7 separate regions of the Homo sapiens genome follow, and all the other regions are linked to region 1. The links are chromatin contacts, found by Hi-C or POLR2A ChIA-PET in ENCODE. All regions are on one chromosome and are shown on one strand. The core of a region is the stretch at or near the end of the contact, and the rest is flanking DNA. Distances in the headings are between cores, read along the strand shown.

The links. Hi-C counts contacts between places; a loop is a spot of excess contacts on that map. ChIA-PET counts read pairs that join two places held with the same protein, here RNA polymerase II (POLR2A). Pooled maps may share reads with other maps.
Region 2: a loop to region 1 is called in a map of PC-9, with 8 times the contacts of the local background. The contact joins two enhancer-like sites. A Hi-C loop is called at or near these places in 1 of 168 maps with a recorded cell type or tissue (PC-9) and 3 of 50 pooled maps. POLR2A ChIA-PET finds 5 or more read pairs at or near these places in 2 of 52 experiments (BJ and Panc1).
Region 3: a pooled map shows a loop between it and region 1 (4-fold over the local background). The contact joins two enhancer-like sites. A Hi-C loop is called at or near these places in 1 of 168 maps with a recorded cell type or tissue (GM12878), 1 of 37 single-sample maps with no recorded cell type and 4 of 50 pooled maps. POLR2A ChIA-PET finds 5 or more read pairs at or near these places in 1 of 52 experiments (CD4-positive, alpha-beta memory T cell).
Region 4: a map of GM12878 shows a loop between it and region 1 (2.2-fold over the local background). The contact joins two enhancer-like sites. A Hi-C loop is called at or near these places in 2 of 168 maps with a recorded cell type or tissue (GM12878 and heart left ventricle) and 1 of 50 pooled maps. POLR2A ChIA-PET finds 5 or more read pairs at or near these places in 3 of 52 experiments (Panc1, SK-N-SH and WTC11).
Region 5: a loop to region 1 is called in a map of CD4-positive, alpha-beta memory T cell, with 5 times the contacts of the local background. The contact joins two enhancer-like sites. A Hi-C loop is called at or near these places in 9 of 168 maps with a recorded cell type or tissue (B cell, CD4-positive, alpha-beta memory T cell, GM12878 and 5 more), 11 of 37 single-sample maps with no recorded cell type and 15 of 50 pooled maps. POLR2A ChIA-PET finds 5 or more read pairs at or near these places in 3 of 52 experiments (B cell, CD4-positive, alpha-beta T cell and activated B cell).
Region 6: a loop to region 1 is called in a map of B cell, with 12 times the contacts of the local background. The contact joins two enhancer-like sites. A Hi-C loop is called at or near these places in 7 of 168 maps with a recorded cell type or tissue (B cell, CD14-positive monocyte, Caco-2 and 4 more), 14 of 37 single-sample maps with no recorded cell type and 12 of 50 pooled maps. POLR2A ChIA-PET finds 5 or more read pairs at or near these places in 3 of 52 experiments (B cell, CD4-positive, alpha-beta T cell and activated B cell).
Region 7: a loop to region 1 is called in a map of PC-9, with 6 times the contacts of the local background. The contact joins two enhancer-like sites. A Hi-C loop is called at or near these places in 6 of 168 maps with a recorded cell type or tissue (Caco-2, Calu3, HepG2 and 3 more) and 5 of 50 pooled maps. POLR2A ChIA-PET finds 5 or more read pairs at or near these places in 2 of 52 experiments (AG04450 and OCI-LY7).

What each region holds. Positions count from the first base shown.
Region 1 is chr5:56,269,112-56,272,493 of GRCh38, forward strand. No RefSeq gene overlaps it. Among named protein-coding and RNA genes, the nearest start is that of ANKRD55, 37 kb to the left of the region's middle. Within about 2 kb of position 1,585, at least 5 of the 41 ENCODE cell types and tissues checked have a DNase peak (open chromatin) inside an H3K27ac peak, as active enhancers do; they include B cell and PC-9, where a contact is called at or near this core.
Region 2 is chr5:56,762,766-56,766,147 of GRCh38, forward strand. No RefSeq gene overlaps it. Among named protein-coding and RNA genes, the nearest start is that of MAP3K1, 51 kb to the right of the region's middle. Within about 2 kb of position 1,491, at least 7 of the 41 ENCODE cell types and tissues checked have a DNase peak (open chromatin) inside an H3K27ac peak, as active enhancers do; they include PC-9, where a contact is called at or near this core.
Region 3 is chr5:56,734,441-56,737,822 of GRCh38, forward strand. No RefSeq gene overlaps it. Among named protein-coding and RNA genes, the nearest start is that of MAP3K1, 79 kb to the right of the region's middle. RefSeq lists an enhancer at 2,145-2,194. Within about 2 kb of position 1,896, at least 6 of the 41 ENCODE cell types and tissues checked have a DNase peak (open chromatin) inside an H3K27ac peak, as active enhancers do.
Region 4 is chr5:56,716,012-56,719,393 of GRCh38, forward strand. No RefSeq gene overlaps it. Among named protein-coding and RNA genes, the nearest start is that of MAP3K1, 98 kb to the right of the region's middle. Within about 2 kb of position 1,766, at least 4 of the 41 ENCODE cell types and tissues checked have a DNase peak (open chromatin) inside an H3K27ac peak, as active enhancers do.
Region 5 is chr5:56,690,808-56,694,189 of GRCh38, forward strand. No RefSeq gene overlaps it. Among named protein-coding and RNA genes, the nearest start is that of C5orf67, 86 kb to the left of the region's middle. Within about 2 kb of position 1,729, at least 3 of the 41 ENCODE cell types and tissues checked have a DNase peak (open chromatin) inside an H3K27ac peak, as active enhancers do; they include B cell, where a contact is called at or near this core.
Region 6 is chr5:56,668,616-56,671,997 of GRCh38, forward strand. No RefSeq gene overlaps it. Among named protein-coding and RNA genes, the nearest start is that of C5orf67, 64 kb to the left of the region's middle. RefSeq lists a silencer at 1,587-1,881 and an enhancer at 1,831-1,880. Within about 2 kb of position 1,541, at least 15 of the 41 ENCODE cell types and tissues checked have a DNase peak (open chromatin) inside an H3K27ac peak, as active enhancers do; they include B cell, where a contact is called at or near this core.
Region 7 is chr5:56,636,780-56,640,161 of GRCh38, forward strand. No RefSeq gene overlaps it. Among named protein-coding and RNA genes, the nearest start is that of C5orf67, 32 kb to the left of the region's middle. RefSeq lists enhancers at 506-1,075, 683-977. Within about 2 kb of position 1,657, at least 7 of the 41 ENCODE cell types and tissues checked have a DNase peak (open chromatin) inside an H3K27ac peak, as active enhancers do; they include PC-9, where a contact is called at or near this core.

The sequences.
Region 1 (3,382 bases), core at 335-2,834:
AGATCCTTGAGGAATCACCACACTGTCTTCCACAGTGGTTGAACTAAATTACACTCCCACCAACAGTGTAAAAGCATTCCTATTTCTCCACATGCTCTCCAGCATCTGTTGCAAAACAAACAGTTTATTTCCTATACAATTTGCTCATTGTCTATAACATTGGGAAATAAAGGAGAAAAGTGTGACAAGTGACTAAATAATTTCAGTGATGACTAGGACATTTGTGAAGTTTATCAGCCAACAAAACATAATAAAATTGAGTTGGTCCCTAGTCTCCCAAATATCCCCTCTCTGCAGCTCTGGAGGGCTGTGACGTCAACGAGGAATAATGGCTCGCGTCCACGGTTCTGGTTGTTTTCTCCTTCAGTTTTCACAATTCTTTTTTTTTTTTTTTTTTTTTAAGTGCTAACCTGCTTTCTTTCTCTCTGCCAGGGGTGGATGTGATTACAAAGCTCTTCTCAGCCTCAGGTAAAGATTATTGTTACCTGTGGTCCTGAGAGACCTGGCTCTATTTCTCAAACCTTTTGTATGTGTGCTGGGAAACCCTAGGGTTAAATGTCACTTCTCTAGAGAGCTGGGGGAACTTTCACCACCACAAAGTGGCCTAATCCCACGCTCTGTCTGAGGGTTTCTCTGGAGTCCCTCTGCTGGCCATGAGAAACAAGAGCAGAAAGCAGTTCTTTAGAATAAGAAACCCAGAATTTTGTATTTGAAAGTGATACATAGAGATGTAGAGAGGCAAGACTTTTCCTGCTCAGCAAAGGGAAGTCACACTCAGGTTATGATCTAAAGCAGTGAGACTAGGTGCAAAATCAAAATTAATTTAATACAGGGTACTGGAAAAAAATAATTCCTTTGAGGAATAACTGGAATGTACAACTAATGTTTGGTTTTTAGAACAAGGCTGGAAGGCATGTTCCTTACCCACAAATACTCCGCCTTTCCCCCAGGTTGCTTTGGTCTGGTCTAATTCATGAGTCAGATTACCAAGGTATCATACAAATAGACAGACGCCATACAGATACCAAACTGAACCGATGGAATCAGACACTTGAGTGTGCGCAATTGATGCAGCACTCTGATTACGGACTGGGCTTTGTGGTCCATTGGCCCTGGGTTTCATTAACTGTCCAGGCTCCCTCCAGAGACTCAGGGCATGTTTTGTTGCTGTGGGTGGTGCTCTTGCTCTATCAAAGGGACCGCAAGAGAGTATGCGCTTCAGATGATGACCAGTATAGGTGCTGAAGGACTTCTTATACAAAAAGAAGCAGCTCCTGGTGTTTGTCACCAAAAGGATGAGAAAAAGAGAAATGAAAATCAACCACATATGCAACAATGTCATATCTTCTCGACTCATTTTCTGATCAAACGAAAATGAAAATAAAATCCATGCACTATACAATGACTTAGAAATATCTACCAGCCCAGAGAAGTAGATAAAGAGTGAAAATATTTCAAAGGAGATGGATGAGAAATAGATGGCACTTGGTGGAAAGTCCTGACAATACAGCAAAGGAGAAACTGGTCACTTGTGTTTAGGAAAGGGCAATGTACTGAGGGGCCTTGGCCATCCCTGAGGTGCAATGCATGACAGCAGCCAGTGGGGGTCAGAGGTGCTCCATGGCTTAGAGCGCCTTTAACCCTCAGCCTGCAAATCCTGCGCACAGGAGACCAGCTGGACCTCCTTTGGAGCTGGTACTTCCCTCCAGGCAGAGCAGAACTGTGAAAACATAGGAGGTGGTTGATCTCATATGCTTTACCACAAGCGCACTTTTGACTTCAAGACAGTTTGCTGATTTTATTTTTTCTTTCACTTATTCTCTTCCCGTTTCTCTTGTTCCCAGCAAAAACCTCTCTGTTGATCATGGATACAGGACAGTCATCTCTCTGAGTTAAGCATGTGAACACCCAAAATCAAGGACTATAGCCTGTTTCCTGAACCCTTATCTCTCTAGGGTACAGAACTTTTTTTAAGTCACTGGCAGTTTGGAGACAATGCTTAAGTGGGTGGGTGGTTCTGGTTGGTTTATAGGTACACACGGGCATCCGGGCTGGAGGTGGCTCACACAAGCTCATGAGAGCCAGTTGTGTAATCTCTTCCCTGCCCCTAGTTAAGTGATGTCATGTTGGTAGCTTGATGTTGGCCATGGTGGGAGTATTTATGCTACAAAAATGGCCATTTACTGCAAATCAGGACTACCCCTCTCCCTGCAGCACCCCAGAAAGCTGGTTGTTAAATACAATGAGTACACCAATGGCCCCAGGGCAGGTTTAAGAGTCAGAGAAGGTATAAATTGCTGGTCAGGCCTGGTGGCTCATGCCTATAATCCCAACAGTTTGGGAGAGTGAGGTGGGAGGATCACTTGAGCCCAGGAGTTTGAGACCAGTCTGGGCAACATAGTGGGACCCCATCTCTACAAAAAAATTGGCTGGGTGTGGTGGCACACACCGGCTACTAGGGAGGCTGAGGCAGGAAGATCACTTGAGCCCTTGAGGTTGCAGTGAGCCATGATTGTGCCACTGCACTCCAGCCTGAGTGACAGAGCAAGACCCTGTCTCAAAAAAAAAAAAAAAAATTACTTAGCCTCATGTATGTTCATGTTCAGGCCACAATGCATCTAGTGAAAAGAAAAAGGAGCAGTGTTTGATTAGCTGAGAGGATCTTCCAGTATGAACCATTCCAGAAACTATAGTCAACAATCCTTTAAAGATGCCTTTCCTATTAAGGGCAAGCAAGAAATTAAATAAAATTTTTGTTTGTAATTTTTAACAGTTGAATTGCAGTACTAAGTGGCTCATGAAGCCATGCAACATCTTTTTCCTTTCAATTTTGAGCCTTAGGAAAAATGTGAGCTTTCTTAGAAAGCTTGTAACATCAGATTTATCGTTTTTATGAAGCAAAAATCCAGAATAAAAACAGTGGCCACCAGGAACCATTGAACAATACATGTTTGCTCATGTCATGTTCATGTACAACTCATGGATTTAAAGGCATAAAGTTAGCTTTTCTCAGAGAAAACACTCTATCACATTCATGGATTAACTTTCACCCTGGCCAGTCTATCAAAATTACTGGAAGACACACACATTCAAGGAGTTTGCTGTATTATAACATTTGCAACACTTTCTGCAAAGGAAATAGGTTTAAGTCATTAGATCACAATATATATTTTTATCATTAATGAAATGTTTTCAGATAGATTATCGGCCCCATGGGGTTTCTGGCCATGCAAGGAAGATGGCTAAATGGGGGTGCTAGCTCTCTGGGCTTGGGAGATGGAGTAAAAGCAGTGGGCAGGAGGGCTGAGGAAATAAGTCATTATAATGAGGCGGTGGGAGCCAGGTTTCTCACTGCAAGAAAAGAGTAATAAACATAGGAAAG
Region 2 (3,382 bases), core at 241-2,740, 490 kb after region 1:
AAAACCATCTTACTAAAGTCAGAGCTAGTAGAAAAATATTGTGCAAGACATTTTCTAGAAATCCACATTTTTTCCCATTAGCATTTTTATTTCACTATCGATTAATGATGAGATTTAAATGAGTTTTGTCTGTTTTTGTCCTAGTTGAAAAAAAAGTTTTGAAATTACAAAGAAAAATAAAAAGCACCTCAAGACCCACCAGAATAGGAAGTTTTCTCAATGCTAAAAAGTTGTCATATGATCATATTTTAGTTAGAACTGTGGTTAGGGGGCATCCAGGCACGGTGGTTCATGCCTGTAGTCCTAGCACTTTGGGAGGCGAGGCAGGAGAATCAGGTGAGGTCAGGAGTTCCAGAGCAGCCTGGCCAACATGGCAAAACCCCCATCCTACTAAAAATATAAAAATTAGCTGGGCATGATGGCACACACTTGTAATCTCAGCTACTTGGGAGGCTGAGGCAGGAGAGTCCCTTGAACCCGGGAGGCAGAGGTTGCAGTGAGCCAACTTTGCACCACTGCACTCCAGCCTGGGCAACAGAGCAAGGCTCTGTCTCAAAAACAAAACAAAACAAAAAACCCCATAATCCAGAACTGTGGTTAGGGGGATGGAAATCTACAGTTTCATAAACTACTGAAAATTTTGAGTATGGTATACTGTTCCTCATAGATATGGGTACTTTTGCATTTTTTTGTTCCTCACAAGGTATTACTGTTTCATTTTTTTCTATTGTCTAACCCCCAAGACCCTTGACTGAAGACCCAGCCAGCAGTCTGCTGGGTTTGAATTCACCATTAGCACCTGGGGTAACCTCAGTCCACAGAATGTAAGGAGACAAGTGAGGCAATGTTTGTGGAGTCCAGCGGCTGAACCCGCTCTGCTACAGAAGAAATGCCCCAATTGTCTTTCCTAAGCAAAAATTGCCACGACTCCCCATAAACAATCAGTTGTCCATTGACTGTTATAAATAGACTTTAATACACAACCAGCTGTCTGAGGGAGAGTTTATAACTGTTGACCAAAGACACAGTAGGGAAGGGAAATGAGAGATTTCCACATAGCAGGAGAATGACTTGTCTGCAGTCTGCAGTGAATGAGGTTGCACACAGATCTCCCATTTAAAATATGTCAGCATGCCTTGGACTCGAGTGAAAATTATGGGGACAGCACAACGGGCTTCATGTGGGAGTCTATTTCAACAGATACTGTATTCTTCTCTCATGGGCACCCTTGAATTCAGGATTGTGAAATAAGTGGCAGTTACCAGCAGATGTCCTGTAAAGTGCTGGTCACAGGAGATATTTTCGATGATACAGTGGCAAGATGCACTAGTTTAACTGTGATAAGAACTAATCCCTTACCACATTTCTTCTCCATTTCCTGTTGTTTCCCTTTATCTTTTCCAGGATGACTCTCCTTCTTGCACAACCTCGTTGACAACCACTCTCTATGAAAGAGTGTTCCCGAGCATCTTATTTTAACCAGAACCAGTCCCTGGGGCGAGGTGGTATCTCAAAAATCTGATCAGGTGTGACAGAGAACAGGGCTCTGGGCAGCCAGCCATGGCCACAGGCCTCTCTGTACTGCAGCAGATCCACCCACGGCTGCTCTGAGTTCTGACCAGCCAGCCAGAGACAACTAGATGTGGTGGAGGTTGAAGGTGGATGCAGGTATTGTCACAAAGCTCAATAAGACTAAACAAGGAAGGATAACATGCGTGAGAGACACAAATGTGGGAATAAAGACAGCAGCACAAAAGAAAGGCACAGGGGAGCAGGGATCCATCAGGAAAGATTTAGCAGAATGTTTCTTCACTCAGTAAAATAAATAGAGATGAAGAAAAGAAAAGGTCATATTTTGATAGAAAATAGTACGTTTAGTGGCCAGGCACAATGTCTCATGCCTATAATCCCAGCACTTTGGGAGGCTGAGGCAGGAGGATCACCTAGCCAACATGGTAAAACTGCATCTCTACTAAAAATACAAAAATTAGCCAGGCATGGTGACACATGCTTGTAATACCAGCTACTCAGGAAGCTGAGGCAGGAGAATCACTTGAACCCGGGAGGCAGAGGTTGCAGTGAGCCGAGATCACACCACTGCACTCCAGCCTGGGGAACAGAGTGAGACTCTCTCAAAAAAAAAAAAAGAAAGAAAGAAAAGGGAAAGAGTATGTTTAGTGCATTTTAAAAATGTATTTTTTCCAAAACTGTGTGAAATATGATTTGGGACACTGAAAAATTTCAAATGCATTGCTAGTTTGATTCCCACACCTTAAGTTTTAAAGCTATGATAAATTTTCATTTTTTTTTTTTTTTTTGAGATGGAGTCTCACTCTGTCACCCGGGCTGGAATGCAATGGCGCAATCTCGGCTCACTGCGACCTCCGCCTCCCGGGTTCAAGTGATTCTCCTGCCTCAGCCTCCCAAGTAGCTGGGATTACAGGTTCACACCACCACGCCCAGCTAATTTTTTGTATTTTTAGTAGAGATGGGGTTTCACTATGTTGGCCAGACTGATCTCGAACTCCTGACCTCGTGATCTGCCCTCCTCGGCCTCCCAAAGTGCTGGGATTACAGGCGTGAGCTACCGCACCCAGCCTAAATTTTCTTTTAAAAATTTACTTCCAAGATAAAAATAAGCCTATCATGGTTGCGTTTGAACTATCCAGAGTTAACACGCATCCTATGATCTCAGTTTACCTTTAAATTAACATAAGTGAGAAAATTCATTATTCCAGTTCAAATTAGAGAATGTCTTTTTTTTCCTTCCAGCCAAGAGACATGCAATTTAATGCCAGGGCCTAGTTTTAAGAATTAGAATTCTTCTATTTTAAAGATGGAAAAATTGTAAACTGAGTAGGTAATGTTTCTCTAGAGATGTATATAGAAGCATTTGAGATTTCTCCTACTAGGAATCTGTAGATGGCTACTTTTTACCTCAATAAACCACTGTTCCTCGGTTTCCTCTTTCATAAGACAGCACCTTCCTGATAGTAAGAGCATAGAAGAATGCCTTGCACCAGACACTCAATAGTGTAACCTATTACAAATTAATTCACTTTAAAGCTTCCCATTGCTTTTTCCTTCCAGGATAACTTTTATTGAAATATAAATACATGCAGACATGCACGTAAGTATACGGTTTGATGAATTTTCACAAACTGAACACACCCTTGAGGCCTCTGCCCAGATTAAGGGTCAGAACATCCCCCACACTTAAGAGCTCCTTTTATACTTGCACCCCACACCCTACCGTCAGCTAACAGTAATGTTAATCTAACAACATTTGCTTTGCCATTTGTAAAACATTTATTGTGGTAAAATATATCTAAAACTTAGAATCTTTTTTTTTTTTTAGGCGGAGTTGCTCTCTTGCCAGGCT
Region 3 (3,382 bases), core at 646-3,145, 470 kb after region 1:
AATTTGCACTGACCTATTTAAAATATCTAGCAGCAGATCATGCATGAATTGAGGTACAGCCCTTTTATGCGTCAGCCAACTGGCTTTCTTTCAGAGCAGCAGCTATCAATAATTCCATGCTGAGGACCATCTGATAGGAAATCAACCACTGGCCCCTGGAATGCCAGCATTCCCCACTGCTCTGTTTTCCCAGTTGTCAGCTCTGTTTATAAATTGTCCATTTATAGCAAATCCAGCACCTGCTATGAACACCTCATCCTGCCAAGTGTTGGAGTGCATCTCAGAAAGAGCCACTATAGACTTTTTCAGTTCCTTTTAACCTTTTCCCAACCCGGGAGTTTGAATATTTGCATAGGAATTCTGAAGGAGGACTTTTTCAGTGCAGAAAAGTCTAGATCGTCTATTAAAAGTTAGCATTTTGCTCCACTTTAAAAAGAAAGAGCAAATTATCATTCTCTTGGGAGATACAATGCTCTCTTTCTGAACAAGTCTGACATTGGGACACATTTAAAACAACCTCTGAAAAATTCAGCAGGGTCAAAATGCTCTGGAGAAGACTTAGGGGGGCTTTCTTTTGCACTCGATTATGCAGCTTTTTAGCTCACTGTCAACACTGAACAGATAATGCAGCCTGCTGCTTAAAACCGTTATGTAAAATATATTAAAAGATACCTTCCAGTGTTGGAAACCCAATATATGACCTAGTTTGAGTTTCTTCTTGCCAATCATCCATTTGCAAAGTGCCTAGATTAATCCTCAAAGTTCCTCTCCCAATATGCTTCTGTTCATTTTGTTCGTTGCAAAATAAAAATAAAATAAAATATGGCACACATGGAATATTCATGGAGTATGGGCTCATGGTTTGTAGAGGATTGTGAAGGTCAAACCAGATGCTATGGCAGACAGAAATTGGCTGAGTGGTCTTGGGAAGATGGGACAAGCCTTGATGCTTCAGTTTATACATTCCCACAGTAATCCTTCTCAAGAATAAGATTGTCACCCTTTTAAAGCCACAGAGGGAGACCCTGATTAAGACCACGTGGCAAAGGCAGCTGAGCTGGGTGGGCAGCATTCCTGATCCCTGGTTCTGCAGTCAGCCAAGTAGGCGGCCCCATATTTTTTATGAGAGGACTCAAGGGTTTAGTATTTCTTTAAAAAAAAAAAAATTAAGGTACCTGGATGAAAAAGAATCTGTGAAAGGTTATTGTTACTAATGGTCCAGTAAAGTCAGGCCATGAGATCAGAAAAAACAGAAGTGATTTAAAACATAGAATTAGAGGGCACGAAATGAAACACCCTACAAACGCTTCGCTTTGGGCAGTGTGTTTTCCTCTGCTAGGGCCTGGGTCCTTAGCATTCCAGTCTGGGGTGGCTTGTAGCTTTGTGGTGCAGTTTGTATAGATTAAGCTAATTTTGGAGGACACAGGCATCAATTATTTCTTTCCAAAATAGAATTGTGCTTAATCAATTACATGTCACTCCAATGCAAATCTTCCTTGCTTACTTTTTGGTCATTCGATGGCCATCTGTTTTACCAACCTGGATTCTTTCACTCATCACACAAGTCAGGCCCCATTACTTGAGATGATCTCTGAGATGCCCCTGCTGGAGAAAGGCATGTGCAAATTAAGAGACTACAAATCAGTTTGAAAACTCAACGACTCCTTCCCATAAATCTGTGTCCTTAATATTAAAAATCATTTGGAGGTGCTGAAAAGAAAGAGAACTGATAGCTACAGAAAACAACAGCCCTACTCACTTCAGGGCACAGATTAGTAGTCAAGAGGGGTTATGCAGATCTAAATCCATATTCTGCTACCAAAAATAGAAAAGAGGAAATCTTTGAAGCCAAAGAAGGCCTAAGAATAACTGTCAGCAAAGAGCTAGAGCCACATGGACAGGAAGCAACGCTCAAGTGGCAGTTCTGTGCTGCCTTTTTCTTCCTCCCCAGTAGCTTTTCACATTCATTCTGTTTAAAAGATAGCTTTCAAAGGCTTCCTTCAACTTGAACACGTACGCCTGCACAGCCGGCCTTTCCACAGCAGCCTGGGGGCCGGCATTGAGCATCGCTTCCACACAGTCCTTGGGTTTAGTGTTATTTCCCCCCACGGATCATTTCAATCTGTTTAAAGCTGAACAGTGAACTCTTCATAGACCACATTGCACAGAGAACCCTCAATAGGAAATGATCAGCTGAGCAAACATTCATTTCTTGTTTTGCTTTTAATAATTTTGTTTCAACCCAACCTAGTCTTCATCCTTTTTTCAATACTCAGGAAACTGCAACAAACCAATAAAGTTTATTTTATCTCATGTGCCTTAAATGACACTATAAAAACATGCATTTGGATATGTCCTATAAAAGATATTCAAGTTAGGAGAGGTTCTTTGGAAACACAAGGGTGAGAGACCTTTGGAATGGCCCATGGGGTGGCTAGAGAGGGGCAGAGGGCAAGAAGGGTTACAGGAAGGGGACCAGTTGATGGGTGGTGATGAGGCGATTTGAAGTCCAAATAATGGAAAAGTGGAGGTGAAGGATAAAGGAATAAGAAAGACATTGAGGAAGACAGGGCAGGGCCTCTTCCAGCCCATACAGCACCTTCGTACAAGTTAGAAAAAGGCACCACTTCCTCTGAGCACACACAAACCCATGCAAGAGTGCATGGCTAGATGTCAGCCTGTGCTCTTCCCTTCAGCCAGGTAATCTTCCAGAAGGCACAGCTTGCATGATACCATACATGGGGGCCCAGGAAAAAATGTGGGTAAGAGATTGAAAGGCCAAAATGGGGAACTTTAGAAGTACTGGAAGGAAAAAAAAAAAGTCATGGATGCTTCTGGTAGCATACAGGAAATCCTGTTTGAATCATAGAGCTTTGCTGGTGGGTGAGGGGCGGGGAAGAATGGTTGGCAAAATTGGTTTCTCCAAAGTAGCTATCCCGCTGAGCAGTTTATCTTTGTCATATTTCGTAGGATGAATGTAATGTTCATTTCAAAGGAACTTTGTGTTAATCATATCAATATCTAATGAATAACTTCCAGGATTAATACAATTTATGTTTATTTGTCAGGATGAAGATCTGTGCTTAGATACAAACTGCTCTGACTCATAAGCTGAGCGTAGCTCTTAACTAAGACACAAGAACATCTGAGCTTCATATGATGAACAGTTGGGGATTCTTAACTGCTTTTATCTCAAAATTCTTGAATGTTTTACTGAAACAAACTTAAGCCAAAAGAAAAAAGATAATAAATAACCCCCATCATTGAGACAGGTTGTTCTTCCAAGGTCATAGCTTCCGTTGTACTATAAACCCTTACCAATCTATTCAGGTTAGGGCCATGATTTATATCACAGTTGGCAAAATTGATATGCAAACAATAC
Region 4 (3,382 bases), core at 516-3,015, 450 kb after region 1:
ATTTCTCTACATCTCATGGATTTGGGAGAGCCTCCCCAAGCAGGTTCCTCCTGCCTTTGGGGAGAGCCTCAGAGAAGCAGGTTGGCCAAGATGTAAGAGTTTTTGAATTTTGCTTTTCAACTGCTAGATAACAGCCACATGAATGAAGGAGTTTACCAACTTAATCATGCTAATCCCCTCCACCCAGAGTGGAATTAAGTGTCTTCTTTCCAAGAGAGATAGGAGTCCTCCAATCCTCCCAGTGCTCAGATCCTTGTCTGCAATTGATCATCGCCAAGTCTGATATGCAAAAAACAAACACAAAAAATTAAAGAACCTACTGAGTAGGCAAGAGGGTTTTTTTGGAACAAAACGTCCATCTCATCAGGCCACTGGCCGCATTCCTCTGGCCATCTAGAGGAGATCTCTTAATTAAGCCCCATCTCTCTCTTTTTTTTTTTTTTTCGAGATGGAGTCTCACTCTGTCACCAGGCTGGAGTGCAGTGGTGCAATCTCAGCTCACTGCAACCTCCAACTCCCTGGTTCAAGCGATTCTCCTGCCTCAGCCTCCCGAGTAGCTGGGATTACAGGCTTGTGTCACCACACCCAGCTAATTTTTGAATTTTTAGTAGAGACGGGGTTTCACCATGTTGGCCAGGATGGTCTCGATCTCTTGACCCCATGATCTGCCCACCTCAGCCTCCCAAGGAGCTGGCATTACAGGCGTGAGCCACCGTGCCCGGCCAAGCCCATCTCTTAATTAAGAGAAATTCTCTCCAGGTAGTTGTATAGTTGATTCGTTCCTTTAAGTTAAAAAAAAAATGCAGAAATAGCAGGATGAGAGATCACTATGTACCACAACTTGTCTCCTATCCTTTCCCATCCCCCATTGCTCCAAGAGAAAATGTGCTTTGTAGAAAGCTCAAAATGTGAATGAAAGAAAAGCGCTGGAGTTGAGACAAATTTCTAGTTTGGAAACAAAAGCACCAATATCATAATGAAAATTGTTCTCTACCATAGGGGACACTGGCCCAGTGCTCCCAGCTTACAGCCCTAGGACTTTAGACAACCACAAGGAGTTAACATTTGCTGAGTGCTTGCGGTGCAGGCTGAGCGCTTATGCACATTATCTCTTTTGAAAATCTTTTTGGAACAAAGATTTGTTACTTTCATGCCTACAGCACAGAATCCATGATAGAGATTATTATTTTTGGAGAAATTATTTAACCGAAATAATTATAGCTACTTCACCAGCTACTTCGTAAGCCCTGATTTAAAAAAGAAAAAAATCTTGGCTCAGAAACAAGCCAAGAGAACATAACACAGTCCTCTAAACTCAACTTTAAAGTTGTCTTTGTCTCAATTTCACACTCTTGTCTGCAAACCCAGCCTTTACATAAGAGGCCGACCTCACTGGGTGTGGCTGGCATGCCCAGACAGGAGACGTAAACATTTCTCTTTGGGGATCAGCATTTGGGGCAACCTTAGAGCACTGTCACCATGTGGCCGGAGTCCTAGATCTCAGGAAGAAAGCTGAGGTTCTGAGTAAGTTGAATCAGAGAATATGAGGACAAAAAAAAAGGGAGAACCTGACAACTGGTTAATGTGGAGCAATTGTCAGCTTTAGAAGCCCATTCAGGCTGGAGAGAGACCCATCCTCCTAATATGACAGCCATGGGTCATGACAGAATTAGACCTGGGTTTTCCAGGTGTCTGTAGGTGTACCAGGGAAAGCCAGGAGAGCCAACAGCAGTTCCACACCAACCCAGCTCAGGAAGGCGGACCGAACAGCGGCACAGAAAGCAGCTTGTACAGTCAGCAACCCTGAAACAAACGCTCCTCTCCAATGCAATGCCAATCGGACTCCTTCGCCAGGAGTAAACGTGATTCTTCTTGCGATTAGTTCAGAAACTTGCCTTCCAGAGATTAAAAGAAAGCAGCTTTGGAGAGGTTGGATGCAGTTGTAAAAAGAAAAATGCCTGAGCTTTGCAGAGAAAGCTGGACATGTACTTGACCCAGTTACAATCTTCCTTTCTCTTTTTTCCTGCTGGTTCAGGAGCATATCTCTTTCCTTACTTGAAAGAAATGTTTCCTTTGCAGTGGGATTTTGATTTTAAAGTTAGGTTATGTTCATTTTAATTTTCTTTTCTTCTGTGTTTTTTCTTTTAAAAACATTATATGAAAATTAACAGTTGCTCCTTATAGAAAATATGGAAAAATACAAAAGAGAAAATTAAAATCACACCTAATTCTACCATTTGGATGATCACTGTTAATATTTTAATTTTTCTTTATTATTTTCAAGTCTTTTAAGTTTTCATTATGTTTGTGTATGTTCATATGTGTGTGTATGCACACACACGCATATATATATATATATATATATATATATATATATATATATAGTTATTTTACAAAATTGGGATTTTCCAAAATATCGTTTTGTGATCTGCTTTTTTCCACTTATTATAATGGAAACATTCTCAAGCAATTAAATGTGTTTCTTTGAAAACACATTTTTTAAATGACTACATAATTACTATTCCTTTTCAAGCTTTAACAGTCTGAGTGCAGTACATTAAATAAAATAATGTATCTATATTTTCCATTTTGATGTAACTTTAAGCCATTTGTGTTTGATTGCACTCATTTAATGTACTTCTCTATTGTTTTTGCAAGTTCAGACGCTTTAAGTGCAGCCAATTAAATTGAAAACACTAAGCACATCAGGAAAGATTTACCGATGGTATAAGCCACTAAAGAAACCTAAGCCAGCTGTTATTTCGCAAAACAGCTGTATCTATCTACAATCAAAGTCCACCTCCTATAAATAAGAGATTGCTTATTTGTTATGATTTTAGGTGCTACAGTAGGCTGGTTTCATTTTCTGGTGATGGCACTGTGTCTTCCCAAACATTCAGAAACCTTTTAACCCAATAGATGGCATTTAATATTAGACCATCGGCCATTTAGAAAAATCTAGATAATTGACTGCATTATTGGAAGGACTTAACTTTTGAACAGGTACTATTCCCAAAATCTGCTTTCAAGCTTGTTTGGAGCTCTTAGGAAACTTTCTCCCAAAGAAACGAGCTCTAAGAGGTGGGCAGCTGACAAGGAACCTGAGGCATCACATGCCATGCGAGGAGTTCCATCCAACAGCTCAGTGATGACTCTGGGAGAAAATGAATTCCAAACACTTTGGTGGGATCAGTGACTCTTTCTCACCTTTCACCCCAGCTAGCCAGCAGCAGGAATGAGGATTCCAGAGGAGAAACGTGGAAAACTCAAAAAGCAGAATTGGGAAAAGAAGGTTCCAGGGAAATCTGCCTCCTCCTCGGGGCCCTCTTGGTGTCCGTCAGCTTCTGGACACTCTTCTCTGAGCACCTCAGGGTGGCTCTAC
Region 5 (3,382 bases), core at 479-2,978, 420 kb after region 1:
ATGTATTGGTAGAATTTTTTCCTTGAAAATTATTTGTAATGCCATAATGTTTTTACAGGCAATATGCATAGCTGAATTGTTCCTGGAGAGTGATAAAGTACTCAGGATCAAAGAAGTTATTTGGTTGCCAGGAAGAAAAAAGGAAGAAAGTAAAGTTGGATAGAGAAAACCAAGATGGGAGGTTTAAATATGTATTGGGGTGAATATCAGATCAAGGAGGGAAGAATAGGGATGAAAAAGGAAACACATAGAAGAAGGATATTAAAGATCAGGAGAGACAAAAACACTTCCAAGAAACCTAAAAAAGTAGTTTCAATGGTAAAGTGTGAGAATCCTTAATGTTAGCAATTTAAAAACCTGTGAGTCCTAGAAAAGGACAATGGGGGAATGATCTCTACTAAGCAGGTGATTTACCTATTTTCTCACTCCATCCTCACAAAACCCCATTAGAGGTTATTATTATACCTATTTTACAGGCAAGAAACTATGTCTCAGAGAAGTTAGCTTGCCTAGGTTCACAAAATGAAAATGTAGTAAAGCCAAGATTCTAATTCAAGATTGTCACCAAAATCCATCCACCAATCTAGAAGTCATGGCTTTCTTTACATCAGTAGATAGTAACACAAGTAATAGTGCAGAGATTAAATCTTTTCTTAGAGTAACGTTTAAAAAGTAACATTAGCATGTCATATTTGTGCCTCTAACATCACAGCCTGGAAATGCTATGTTCTACTAACCTTTACTTTGGGTCAGAAGAAGTTACTGCCAGGCATTACAGGAACTTGGACTTGGGTTTTGGAACAATCAAAGAGTAACTGATGTGGGAAGTCCTTTAATTCTTCCAGTGATAAAAAGATGATTGTACCAAGGGCTCATGTCCCCATTTCCAAGTGAGACAATGTGAGTCCTCACCTGGCAACTATAGTTTATTTTTTCTACCTCATTTTAATTCAGAGTAGGCTTCAGAAGTCCTAGTAAGTATTCAGTTTCATTTCCTTCATTCTTATGTATTTTTTAAAGTTTGGTCATATTTTCAGTATAACTTAGCTCCAAAAATTCTAATAGCACCTCTATTTAAGAATATATCACAAGGTATCCATATGTTGGGGAAATGATAATTGACTAAAAGTTCAAATTCTCTTGATAATTTTCTGTTCCAAGGAAATTGAGTGTGTGTGTGAGTGTGTGTGTAAATACATATATATGGAATATATAGATACTCATTTAGGAGGTACATTTTGCTTTCTCTTAAGATTACAACATAGCTGGAAATTAATTTAATTTTCTTCATCTCTTGTGTGGTTTCTTCTTTTGTTCTACATATTACTTCTTAATCTCCCTACCCGCAAAGGGGTTATAATAGCAAAGTAACTGAACTGATGCCATTTTTGAAGTCCTAACATGACAAAAGAATTTTAACAGTTATCAGAAGTTGATTTGATAGATTTTAATAGATTTAGTTGATTTCAATGGATTATGATTTCAAACGACAGCAAAAAGGGAGTGAGGAGATTGGAAAGGACGAGAACATCAAATTAACAGAATGGAGTTTCCTCAACTGAGATAACTTTTGTTAAAACTTTTTTTAACCCAAAGCTGAATTTACTTTCTATTCATTTCCACACTGAATTATAAACAACACGTTTTGAGGTGTTGTATTTAGATGTTTTTAATTTGGCCAGTCTAATACACAACCTAAAAAGTTTCCATTAGGGTGCGACAACGCCTAAAAACAAAACCAAACAAAACCTTTTCCTGTTCTGCTTAAGGTGGGTGGATCAAAGAATGTTTAGGCAGATAAGAGGGTTTCAGAGGTCGTACAGTCCCAGTTACCCAGAAGATTATAAAGAAGGATTTTTAAAATCATGGCTGTCAAGGGTTTCTTGTCCAAAAAAGCAAGAGAATTCTCCAAACAATTGTTGGTTAATGTCCAACGCAGTTTGCTACATTTCACATCTTCTCTGTCTTCAAAGGCTACAAATTTGAAACTTTACTGGGTAGGAAGGTTTTGAAACTCAAGTTCCATTTATTCTTGGCCAAGCCCAGCCGTCTGGTTCCCAAGATGGGCATGCGAGAGGGTCAAACTGTTGAAATAGTTATTTCCCCATCACCCGAGCTCCCCAGAGGATGAGTTAAAAACAACTTTTAAACAAGTATAGATCTAAAACACAACGAAAAAGGTATTTTGGGTTGTAACAGCCAAGGTCCAAGGTGTCCTGGCTCTGCAGATTGAGCCCCACCTGTCTTTGTGAGTAACTTCTTATTTCCTCCCCAGAGTGGTGGAAAGACATGTTCATTGCCATTTGGAAGCAAGACATAAAAGAAATCACAAAGGGTAAATTAGGACTGCTGCACCACACCGGAACTTAAAGGTTGATTTAATGTTTTTTTGGCTTTGGGGAGTTTTTTTGTTTGTTTTTTTTTGTTGTTGTTGTTGTTTTGTTTGTTTGCTTTTATTATGGTACTCTCTCATAAATATGAACTGAACTTGCCTTTATCAGAGTACAAATAAGAGAGACATTCTGAGATCTTCGGTTTGACTCCTGGGTGAGTCATCCTGCACCCCCACCGCTCGCCCACCAGTCCCCAGGCTGCCATTACATTTGAAAAATAGCAAGCGAAGAATTATCAGAGGGAAAATCTAAACTATAAAGAAAAAACTAGGCCAGGGACAGTGGCTCATGACAGTAATCCCGACACTTTGGGAGGTGGAGCCCAGGAGTTTGAGACCAGCTTGGGCAATATAGTGAGACCCCCATCTCTACAAAACACTTAAAAAAATTAGCCAGGCATGGTAGCACACGCCTGTGGTCCCAGCCACTCAGGAAGCTGAGGCAGCAGGATCACTTGAGCCCAGGAGGTTGAGGCTGCAGTAAGCCATGATCGTGCCACTGCACTCCAGCCTGGGTGACAGAGCGAGATCTTGTCTCAAAAAAATAAATAAATAAAATAAACAAATAAATAAATGAGCAATCTTCCTTTTTGTCCCCTACGCTGCCATACACAACACAGGATTGAAAGTGGATACCTCAATGGTTAATCAACACTCTGACCTCAGTTTACACATGCTCTGGGAAGGAAGCCCCTTTATGAGGAGTGCATTGTGGGAAAACAAGGGGAATGTTCTACATAAATCTCAGGGCAAAGTGCCTGTCCTGCAGCTGCATAACAAAACAGTTCCATACACACCATCCATCCACCCATGCCCTAAATAAGATTCCCTCTAGATAAATGTAGGGCATCTCCCACATTTTTCATCCCCTTTCTCCAGTTTTAGGGCTCATTTTCTTTTATACTCCCCACATGGTCCCCAATTCTTTTTCCCTACATCATTCTCCTTCATGTTGAAATTAAATAATGTGTATAAAACACCCAGTGCAGG
Region 6 (3,382 bases), core at 291-2,790, 400 kb after region 1:
TACCTGAAGACATCATTTAATCTAATCTTTTCATTTTGTACATTGGGAAGCTGAGGCCAACCTCCATGGTTATACTTGCAGGCAAGTTGCTTAGAGTTTATCCAAAAAAATGATATTTCTGATTGTCAGGGTACTAAATAATTTTGGTAGCATCCCAGTAAGCAGAACAGAGTAAAATTCTCCCAGGGGTTCATGAAGCCCCTGCAATAACACAATGCTACTAATTAATTAATTAATACAATGCTGTTATTTCTGCCAACAGAAATCTCAGAATATGAAAAACACACAAGAGAGGCTAAATGGGAAAATTACTGACACCCAAGCCAATGACCTGAGTCAGAACAACTTTTATCAGAATGAAGCGCAGAAATATTAATATCAAGAAGCTGAACTTTTAAATCAAAGCCAGAAAATGTATTTGCCCAAGGTAAAGGCATGAGCAGAAGGTTTACAGAGAGAAGGACAATGATGATAAGGAAAGCTTGCTTCTTTACAATGAATGCATTGTGACAAACTCGTGAGGCACCAAGCAAGCTGACAAGGGTCCCTTCTTCCTTGCACCTAGGACAGTTTGGCTAAAGGACATCTAGGGTGACACGCCTCAGACAGTCCGCATTAATTTCACATCCTGGAATAGCCCGAAGAACCTGTCCAACCTGACTGTCAGCCTTTTCAAAATCACTTTTGGAATTCTTTGTTCAATCCTGCTTGGTTTACACTGGAACGTCTCTTCTGGGACTTCTCTGGTGACTTGATCTTTGTCCACAATGACATAGCCCAGGAGACCCACCAATACCCAGATTTGCCCAGTGGGTGACACTAATATTAGATCCAATTAGAAGTGTCAATTCAAAACAGATGAAGGACACATTTACACACAAGTCAGGGCTGCCACAAATTCATTTCTTCCTCACAATATCCTCTAGCAGAAAAAAGGGCAAACTGACCTTGAAGAAACCTCCTTTTTTTTATCGGTTACCATGGCAGCATGAACCGTCTCTCCCCAGGGCACCTGCCCATGGGTTTGCACCTGCCAGCTGGTAGCAAGAGTGCACCAGCAGCCTTGGTTCCCAGTGGCTGTGCTCACATCATCAACAAAGGTACCAGCAGTGCCAATTGGCTTCACGATATGGATACCTGCCCGCTAAGCATTGGCCTGGAGCTCGGGGACTTTCACAAAGGCCAGCCAACAGCTGGCAGGCAGGAACCTCCAGGTCATTGTCATCCTGGGCTGAATTGGAACATGCACTTGGGAGACAAAGGCTCTGTCTGTAACCACAGCATCCCTTCCTCCCTGGGTGTTTTATTTTCAGCTCTGGGTCCCCTGCTATGGGAAGGCCATGTGGCTGAAGGTGTCTTTCTTGTTTTTTTTTCCCCCCCCTCCTTTAGCATTGTCCTGCCTTGTGCATGGTGCAGAAAAGCTTTCTCTGTCCCATGTCTAGTTTTATTGCAAATCAGAGAGCTCACCATAAGTCATCCTGGGCCAGTGGGTTCAGAGGTGGAGCTGGTAACCAGAGGCCATGTCAAACTTCCTCCTCTGGCTCCATACCAAGGCCTCGGAGGATTTTTTGTCACATGAGGTTACTGTAGTTTCACATCCTCTAAAGCAAAGCTCTGTCGAAACTCTCTATTCTCACATGGCTTCAGCTCAAACAACCACCCTACTCAGCTGCCTTCCTAACCCTTTCAAGCCGTGAATCAGGAGACCTGGGTTCCAGTTTCAGCTCAGTCTGCGTGCCCCAGAGCAATGACGGGGCCTCAACTTCTTTATCATGAAAATTAAGAGGCCAAAGTACCTTTCACTCAGGTTCCTTTCAACTCTCTCTCCCCTATCTTAAAAAAAAAAAAAAAACAACAGCTTATTTTTCCTGTTGCTTTTAGAAGAAACTCTTAACCTGAGACTCTCTAAAAATGAATAGAGATTATTGTGGTTTAAAAAATAAATGGCTACACACAGCAACCTGACTGTATCTCAAAAATATTATGGTAAATGAAAGAAGCTTCACATACAAAAGAGCTCATACTGTATGGTATTATTAACATGGAATTCAAAAATAGGCAAAACTAATCTACAGTTTTAAAAATTAGAATAGTGGTTGCCTCTGGCTGTGAGGTAGGAGCAGGGATTACCTGGGAAGGGGCAAGAAAGAATTTTCTGAGATGAAGGTTATATTTTATATCCGGTTAGGACTGGGTCACACAAGTAAGCCTTCATCAAAACTCACAGACTGCTACTCTTGAGAGGATCAATAGAGGTAATAAAGCAATTATAGCAAAATATTAATTGCAGGATCCAAGTTGTGAGTAAATGGGTATACCCTGTTTAATTCCTTCAACTTTCCTGTAATTTGGGAATCTTCATACTAAAATGTTAGAAAAAAACACGTTCTAATACATTTCAAAATTCCTGTCTCACTCATTCTCTCCTTTCTTCCATCCCCTCCCTCTTTCTTGACATGTGACCTTCTTTTCCCATTAAATGAGTCAATGGAAATGGGAATATTTATTGATTTGAGCAGTTAAGTCACCAGTGCTCTGTGATGACTAACTACTTTATCATTCATTGCCCATGGCTTTCAAGGGAAGAGGACAAGCTCTGTGCATCTTTCTCAAAGAAAGCGTTCCTACCTGTAAAAGTCTGTTAGAAAGGACTGCAGATTTAATAAGCATCTTTCAAGAGCTCTGTCCCCATTCCAACTCACCCCAACCCTCCAGCCCCAACACATTTGTTAAAAATTCACATTCAGAGATGCAGGACCCTCAACCTTGGACTTCCCAGACTCCAGAACTGTAGGACATAAACCTCTTGTCTTTACTTTAAAAAATAATAATAACATTCAGTCCCTTTTTTGAAGGTTTTTATCAGGATATCTCAAACTTAACACTGAAAGGAGGTAGCAAAATTTCTGTTTCCTCCATGTCTTTGTACTTGTAGAAATGGAGGCACAAAGGTAAGACACAGGTGTGACCAGGCCCTTCGAGTGGTTCAGCTGACTGAATATACACCTAGAGACCCTAAAACAAGCCACAGGGGTGAGAAATCAGAGAATTAGGAATGCGCAATTTAAAAGCACTGCGGTTTCCAATGTGAATTGACTGGAACTGAGGTTAAAGAAGAATTTCAGCATTTTTTGGTCACCAGTTTCTCAATGGACCATTTCCTGTCCTCTCACTGTCAAGTTTAGAGAATAAAACAAACCTCAAGGATGTATCTCTGCTCCACACCCTGTCTCAAGGCAAAGTTAGTGGTCACCAACAGCAAGATAGCACACACTGCATCTACAAATGTATGTGACATATCTTCACATTTTGTGTGTGTGTGTGTGTGTGTGTGACCACAACTTCAAAGAAACGAACAAAAGAAGCAACCAATAATCATAAT
Region 7 (3,382 bases), core at 407-2,906, 370 kb after region 1:
ACCAATTAATTTTAATTCATAGATCTCAGAGATCATCGGGATTTTTGAAGCTAGAAGGAACCTCAGTGATTGCCTAGTTGATTCTTTCGTTTTACCAAAATTAAGTTTTGGAATAAATGCATTATCCTAGATCTAGAGACAGAACCAAGATGCAACAAGTCTGAACCCTTTCTAGTGAATACATAGTACCACCCTATATGCATGAACCAAATCTGAGAAAATGAGCTCGCAGGTTTATGCACAGCAACTTGAAAATGTTCCCAACTCCCTCGAAACAACATGCTAATTTAATTTCAGCCAGCAAGACCTCTTTCCAAGTTCCCACCCCACCACCCAAAAAATAGGGTAGCAGGGCTGCCCTGAACATTGAAGCCTCTTGGGGAATTCCCTGACATATCCCAAGGAAAAAGGGTATTGATGCCCAGTTTCAACAGACCTTTCTCACATTCCTGATTCAGAAATCTTACCTAATGTGTATTAGGGTTCTACTGAAATCGGTCTCAAACACCTTATCCAGCAACGTTTGAGAAATCTCTGTGCTACTTGTCCTGCCCACCCCAACCTCAAGCCTTGTCTTCCAGAATGGCTCCACAAAGAGGAGAGAACAGAGACGGATCACCACCAGAGCCTGAGAAGAGGGCCTGTGAAAACTGCCCTCCTTCCAATCAAAAAGGATTTTTTTTTCCTGACTGCTATGTGAATAGAACGTTAAAAACTTGAACTTTGAGCTGTGATCCAATACCTGAAATTCCTTTCATTCCACAATTAAAGATAAGGCTTTCAGTGAAAACACAGCAGGAATGAGCATTCCCCAGACTCTTTAATGCCCAGGAAGAGATAAATGACTGACGTGGGCCATTTCTTAGAGATGGCTTTGGAGGAGGAGGAGGGAAAGGAGAGGTCAAGTGTACTAAAGGAAGAGTGAGCACAGGAAAATGAAAGGCTAGAGGCTTTGAAGAGAATCTCTGCCCACTTCACCATCTGCCCTGAACAATGCCAGATCTAATTGCTTCCAGAACTGCTCCTCACTTTAAAAAACAAAAATCTCCTTTGACCACAAAGCCAACTGCTACAGGTTTTTAAGTGGACAAGGATGTCTTTGGGTGGCATCTACCCAGATGAAGATGAATAGGAAATAGATCCTTATCCAGGTATATTAGAAAGCGACTTCAAAACATGTAATAAATTTGTGCTATCAATCATTATATTACCTCATGAGGTAATATATATGAATATAGCCTTTTCAACTGGGGAGTTCAAAGTGAAAAAGGAACCATAGATTTGTAGAAAACAGCAAAATCAGCTTCCCAAGCACTCAGCAGAGTATCATATGTAATAGAAATCACACACACACACAAAAAGATAAAATCGATACACAGGTTAAAGGAATTTCCAGATTGGTATGATTGTTTCCATAAGTGAAAAAGTGGAATTAAGGATGATATTGAGAATGTGGTAGAATGCAGTCCCTTTTTATTTTCTGAGGAGGTGGGGTGGGAAGCCATTGAGAAAGGCAGAGAAAAAGAATGAGGATTGTGCTCCTGTTTACACACAGCCTGGGTTAATGTGTAATTGACAAGATTAATGGCTGCATAATAATTGCCTCTATTGTTTACTGTCTGGATGGTGGCCAGCCACCTTCCCGCTCTGCCCACCAATGGGTTTGGGTTTGTAAGGAATGCAGTCAGTGGCTGATAGGGTCTGTGTGCCAGGTGTAACCTTGCTAAAGAAGACATTCAAGAATCATACAGGGAGACCTGGTGAGGTTTTGCCATGGCAGGGCATGCCTTCTTCTTGTTGTAAATAGTCTAACTTCAAATCTGCTAGGTGAGCTGTATCAGAACAGGGCCAGGCTTGGCCTGACCTAACTGCTCCACCTGAGAAAGACAAAGAAAATAAAACCTCAGGATGTAGAGAAAGGTCTCATTTCTGTCCTGGCCATACTGTGAACCAAAAAGCAGAGTGTTCCTCTGTGCCATTCCTCGCACTGTCCCGGGCTGTGCTGGGAAGTGCCCACCTTTCCCCCACAGGGATGCACAAATACCTTCCTCCCCACTCTTCCCTGATCTGCTTTCTAAGCTCTTGCCTCTTGTGCACTGTGAGACAAGCAAACAGACCAAGACTCTGGGTCATGAACCCCAGACAGGATTTCCATGGAAAGGTACCATGCGTCCAACCCTTCTCCTGCTGATCTTGTCTTGTCTTGCCTCTCACAGGGACCAGCATGGTTTTATGTACAAAAACAAGAGCTACGTAATTCTCACGTGGCCTTGTTCTCAACTGGGTCACAAGTGTTCTTCTTGATTACCTCAACCTTTGTGGTTTTCCATTCCCTAACAAATCAATTTTAGAGTCTTGACGTCTGAAGAGGCCCTCCTAGGGCTGGTACTAGTCTACCTTTCCTGTCTTCCCTTCCAGCCCAGCTTAGACTGCTTTACTGTGCAGCTCTATTCCTCCTTCCTTCCACCTAGAAGGTCTCCCTGCTACCCACTCTCTCTCAGTATATTCAAATCTAATCCCTCTGGTGCAGACTCCATAGTGTCTCCCTATTATACACTCTCACATCCTTTGTGCTTTTCCTTCATAACACTTACCCCTCCTGTCATTAAGTAATGATTTGTGCAGTCATCAGTGGGGTGGCTCTCTCCCTTGCTAGACAGTAAGTTCCTAAAGACAAAAACTGCACATGCTGTGTTCTGTGATACCTCTCTAAAAGAGGGTCTTTAGTATGTGCTTAAATCAGTTGTCAAGTTAATAACTATATGAATACATGCAAAGACAAGTTCAAAATTTTCACTTCCTTGGTGAGCTCAACCTTCAGCCTCTCCAGCTGGGTATATTCTTGTTAGTCCATCTGAAGTAACAGGGGAACTTTGTGCTTCCCTGGCACTATCATTTCCCTGTTTTATTATCAGTATCTGGGCTTAGTCTTATCTCTCGTGCTTCTCTAAGCCTCCTTGAGAGCAGGGACTCTCATTCATTCTGTGTGTGGCTCACAACTCCGAACACAAAATTTTATGTAGCTGGGAGTAAAAAACTGTCAGCCAAGTAGTGGGCTATTTGTTTATTCAGTCAGTCATTCATTTGATGTCTATAGTCCTACATTCTGTACACAGTCCTACATCCTCCACACACTACTTCTTCTATATTAAAATAACATTTTAAAGAATTTTCCCCAGTCTACAAATCTTATCATTTCAGAATCTCAGCCATACAGCATATACTCTTTCCAGGGGCATTCCACTCCAGTCTGCAGTCTTGAGTTTAAAGACATTGACATGGTTTGGCTCTGTGTTCCCATCCAAATCTCATCTCAAATTGTAATCCTCATATGTCAAGGAAGGATCTGGTAGGAGGTGATTGGGTCATGGGGCGGTTTCCC